Linked DNA regions of Mus musculus: region 2 is linked to region 1. The links are chromatin loops, found by intact Hi-C in ENCODE. Cell type or tissue: left cerebral cortex. All regions are shown on one strand.

Region 1 (2,500 bases):
CTTGCTTTCCCTTCGTAACGTATTTAGTAGGGCAATGGGTGCTGTTTGCAGCATCTCTGGCCCCCAGCCATGGTTGACCCTGACCTGCACACCGCCGTTTGGCTCCCAGAATTTCATGATCCTGCTTCCGTGTTCGGTAAAACCTAAGGAAAAATCAGGTTCGCGCCACCAGGAAATATGCTTTAAAAAAAAAAAAAAAAAAAAAGCGCGCGGGGGGGGGGGGGCTTCGATCTTTTAAATGTCACATTTTGGTGGTCTTTTTCTCTCTCAACCAGATCCCAGAAAATGAGAAAAGATGTACATCTTTGTGTAAGAGAGAAAGCAGCTGGCCAGACATGTCCTTTGGTTCACATCTAGGCCAGGGAGTCTCAATTGTGGGATAAAACCCCCATCCCCACCCCGAGGGGCAACGACCCCCCAAGTCTGTTTCAGGGATCAGAAGATGTCCACCACTAGGCTGGGGGGGCGAGGAGGGGCGCCCTTCTTAATGGAAACTGGAGCTGAATTCCTGCCCTGCTGGACAGGGAGGGGCCGTGGGGGTGCAGAGAGAAAGAGAAGGCCAGGGGTCAAGCCTGGGGAGGGACCCACTTGGCCCAAAAGGTGGGCTGCAGGGTGTCCTGAAAGAGGGGTGCTGTGAGGGGGAGGCATTGGGCATAGAGCGGGACTAGCACCCTTTGGGCACGCCCTGGTACCCCGGAACCCGAGTGGGGGAGTGTGAGGCGGCGGCCTGTGGGCCCCTGAACCTCCATGTCGCGCGCAGGCCACTAACCTGTCAGTAAGAATGTGCCAGTGGTCGCGGGGCTCATCTTGAGTGTCCCCCGACCCTTTCCCGTCCAAGCACAAGGGTCTCCCAGCTCCCACCACCAGAATAATAGCATTCTTGGCCTGCCTAAGCCAACCGTCCTCGATCCTCCCCTCCCCTCCCTTTCTTTTTTTCCTCCCAGCTTGGCCAGTTCAGCATCGCGCACCCCCCCTTCCTGAGCCCATGCTGCCCCTAGCGGCGGGCCAAAGCAGTGCATGCCGCGCCCCCACCCCATCCCCCAAGGCGCCCGCCCACGCGCCCCCCTCCGCCCCCGCTGCTCGCGAAGCACGCTGGGATTTGGCGCCCCCCCTCCTAGGATCTCTCTATATAAGGCAAGCAGTCCGGACTCCCGATACACGCGTTTCCAACTTGAGTTGGTGTGTGTCGAAGAATCCTGACCAACTACGACCTGGGGAGAGCAGCCAACCGAGAAGGTCCACCGAGCCTCGCCTAGGTCTGCTGCGCGGGCTGCGGTCCGGAGCCTTCTCCGGACCGCGGTCACCCAGTGGACCGGGCCGTCGCGGGACCCCTCATCCTTCGTGGCATCGCAGAGGAATCCTCGTGTGGTGAGTATGGTTAGGATTTTTTTTTTTTTTTTAACTCCAAGAAAACGGTCACACGCAATCCCCGTTTTACATCGGGAGCTGCGGGAGATAAAAGTAGCGCCCCCCAAAATATCTCCTCGCAAATTTTGTCAAGCCTTCAGTGGCCAGATCCTGAGACGAGAGCGTGGAAAGCAAGTCTTCACGGCTTCGGGTCCGCGAATTCGGTTTCCACGACTCGCGTCCAGAAATGGTCGGTAGACACATGAGCTGCGGACAGCGATGAGCTGCAGACGCACATGAGCTACTGACCGAATTGTGATGAGCTCCCCAAATACGCTGCAAAGTGACTGGCTCTGCACTCTTAAGTGCCGCGCTACGAACGGATTGCACTGCAGACGGCCGCGTCTTGCGCTGTGATAAACTAACGGGCGCTTCATGCGCTACAAAATCCTAATAGGCGCTTCATGCGCTACAAAATACTCATAGGCGCTTCATGCGCTACAAAATACTCATAGGCGCTTCATGCGCTACAAAATACTCATAGGCGCTTCATGCGCTACAAAATACTCATAGGCACTTCACACGCTACGAACTGATGGGCGCTTCATGCGCTTCGCTGTACTAATGGGCGCTTCATGTGCTACGATGTACTAATGAGCGCTTAATGCGCTTCGCTGTACTAATGGGCGCGCCATGCGCTTCACTGTACTAATGGGCGCTTCATGCGCTTCAGCGTACGAACGAGCAAATGAAACGGGCGAACAGGCGAACCTGTGAACGGGGCGAACGGGGCGCTTCATGCGCCACAAACCAGCCCGAACTACGGTGATACCCAAAACCGATTCGTGTTTCACGTATTCAATTTGGAAAGCTGCAGGAGAGTAACCAAACGCAAAAGCGCAACAAGAGTGAATTTAGAAAATGCGCTACAAACTGCGGCACAGGCATAAGACCTGCAGCCTCTTAAGTGACACAGAAAGTAGCGTTGGGAAGACGAGAGAACGTATCTCTCCTTGGTGAGGGGACAACACAGTTCACCTTTCGGGTCAAAACTGGCTCCGTTTTCCTGTCGGACGGCTATCTGCATGATGGTGGTGGTGCTGGTGGTAAACAAAATGGAGCCCTGGGAGGCCAAAATTGGTTTTAACATTCT
Region 2 (2,500 bases), 1.2 Mb before region 1:
CTAGGAAAACGAGGGCGGGGAAGAGGAGAACGGTTTGTCTGTCGAGCTGTCTGATGAGCCAGAGGCTCTTGTTTTATTTTTTATTATTTTAATTGTATATTTTGAGACTAGTGTAAGGTCTAAGGAGAAACCTTGGACATCATATGCATGGCGCTGGAGACCAAGGAGTGGTTCAAAAGCAGGGTCCTAGATCTGATGAGGAAAGGTGAGGGGTGTCTGTCTGTGTTTGTTACACAGGGGTGAAGTCCTGGCTGCTGATTAAGAAGACACATTCATGACGTGGAGAAACAGAGAAGCTGTATGTTTGAGGGACGTTTAGAAAGCAGAATCCAAAAAAAAGGGGGGGGGGGAAGAAAAGAAAAGAAAGCAGAGTCCAAGATTCAGGGTTTGCTAGATATGAACAGGGAAAGCCCAAGAAGCCCCGAGGCTGGAGGGGCTGCGATGCTCCTCTCAGCATAGACCTTGTTCTTCTAAGCGGATCTAAGAGCCGAGAAAACACAGGGAGGGCGCGCATGGCACTTTACTGTCTGACTCCCTGAATGTGCTGTGTGCTCTCCAGTATTAGCATCCCAGTAGTGGCAGACAGTGTGTCATGGAAGCTGAGCATTATTTTTAAAGAGAGTTTAAAAGTTTTAAGGTTTCCAATGTTATTATCGTCAATGTTTTTCATACAGTAAATACATGAAAATATGTTAAAATCCCAGACTTGGGTTTACATTTTAACAAAAGAAATTGATACGAATATTTGGCAAAGGGTCAAGAAAAAAATTTATGACTTCTGATTTTTGTGATTTATAAGTAGATCAATGTAGTACATTTCTATGGTTGAAATCAGTTTTTATTCATTACTTACTTTTTCCATAAAGTGATTAAAATGTTTTTATTACCTAATCTTATTTCAGGTATGGGTTAAAATAGTCATACTTTAATATCCCTTGCACAAGTGTTCATAAATCATTTACTTGTAGCCTTCTTTCAAATTGTAATGTAACCAGTACTCCACTAGATGGCACTTTAAACCTGATGAAAACAGGGTAGGCATTTACAGCCTGCTTTACTTACACAGAAACAAACTGAGAAAGCCGCTACATTTCATAGATTGTTATTGTTGTTCTAGTGGGAATATAAGAAATGTACCATTTTTCCACGTAATCAGACATATGGCAGTTCATTATAATCTTATGTGGTACATGGTTTGAGGGACCTGAGATCTGAGAATAGGTTTGCATTATATAATTAGTTTGAATTGTTTCTTTTGGAAGTAGATCAACCCTATATCTATTTGTTCAGTGATTTATGACTTTAATAATACTGATCAAATATTGAAAACCATATATTTTTTCTTGTTCACTGTATATAGATTTTGGCAACTAAATTTATTAATTTTTTGCTTTCAATTAGGGCTCTAACAGGATGTTAGCTTTACGAGACCACAGCAGTTGTAACTGTCATTTCTGCCCTGCCATCTTGACTGATGAAAAGATGCTAACAGTTAAAACACACACAAGACAAGAGAGCAGACAGGAAATGTATGCTTAGAGGAACAAAATCTCTCCTCCTCATCCTTCTAACACACTCAGTCTGTCTGTCTCTCTGTCTCTGTCTATCTGTCTCTCTTAGCTTCCTGCCCTCTAGGTAGAGAATCAAGCATGTGTAAACTGTGATCTAATATGAGAGACGTTGGGGTTCCAGGATTTATTCTATTAATTTTCTGCAGTTTTGATAGTGACCTATGAACTGAGGGATTCATGTCAGTTTGCATTATATAATTAGTTTGAATAGCTACCTAAAATTGAGTGCTATGTGTATAAGGTGCTGTTTGTGCTGACTTTAGTTGTGAGGGGGGCAGTTACAACTAGTTACTTATGGATTAGGTTTTGGGCTCAATCAGTATGGAGTTTTGGATAATTTGAAATTACCAAAATGCAAAGCTTGTAGTTGTTTTATTTTTTCCTTAAACACAGATGAATTCCCTAAGAAGTGACCCTGTGATGTGAAATTGTTTTTTAAAATGACCATTTCGTTCCTTAGAAACCGTAAATATCTTGGAAATGTTCTCCTCACATCCTTCATTTGAGGGCTTGCTTTGTTTTATGGATTTGAATCCCCATAAAACCTTTTGTTTTTATGTTGAGATTAAAAGTAGCCCGGCTAAAGCAGAAATACTGACTGAAATATCTGTTACGAATCTTTTTCTTCACTTCTCATAAAGCTACATCCGCAGTCTACGTTTTCTGTGTGTTTGTTCCTGTAGCGTTATCTACCTCCGAGATAATCGAATGGAGGAGCAGCTAGGTGGTAATGTAGTCAATGTGCTGCGTGTGAGACCGGGAAATAGCCTCTAAACAGCAAGTTCCCTGCCAGGTTGCTCAAATAAGCCAGGCTGCTTTATTCCCTTAATAAAATATTGAACATCGATGCTTACTTTTGATACTGTGTCTGGTACAATGGCATATGTTATTTACTTTCATTAGAGGAAAACATAATTCTAACACCTATA

The links. A loop is a pair of places that touch in the nucleus more often than their neighbours do. Peaks named below come from ENCODE experiments on the same cell type or tissue, not always from the same donor. Only the 100,000 strongest peaks of a DNase experiment are listed, where the experiment ranks them.
Region 2: a loop joins it to region 1, with 3 times the contacts of the local background. A loop is called at or near these places in 2 of 42 quality-filtered maps.

Annotation. Positions count from the first base shown.
Region 1 is chr6:4,746,211-4,748,710 of GRCm38, forward strand. Sgce (sarcoglycan, epsilon) reads right to left here and starts at 994. Exons shown (of 11, transcript NM_011360.3): 1 at 770-994. The coding sequence starts at 878. It overlaps Peg10 (paternally expressed 10), which reads left to right and starts at 1,096. Exons shown (of 2, transcript NM_130877.2): 1 at 1,096-1,368. In left cerebral cortex, a CTCF peak has its summit at 951; DNase peaks (open chromatin) are centred at 530, 1,003, 1,729 and 1,996; H3K4me3 peaks cover 2,500 bases; H3K27ac peaks cover 959 bases.
Region 2 is chr6:3,508,954-3,511,453 of GRCm38, forward strand. All of the region lies in intron 2 of Vps50 (VPS50 EARP/GARPII complex subunit), which reads left to right. Among named protein-coding and RNA genes, the nearest start is that of Vps50, 12 kb to the left of the region's middle. In left cerebral cortex, a CTCF peak has its summit at 1,007 (motif pointing right); DNase peaks (open chromatin) are centred at 1,046 and 1,620.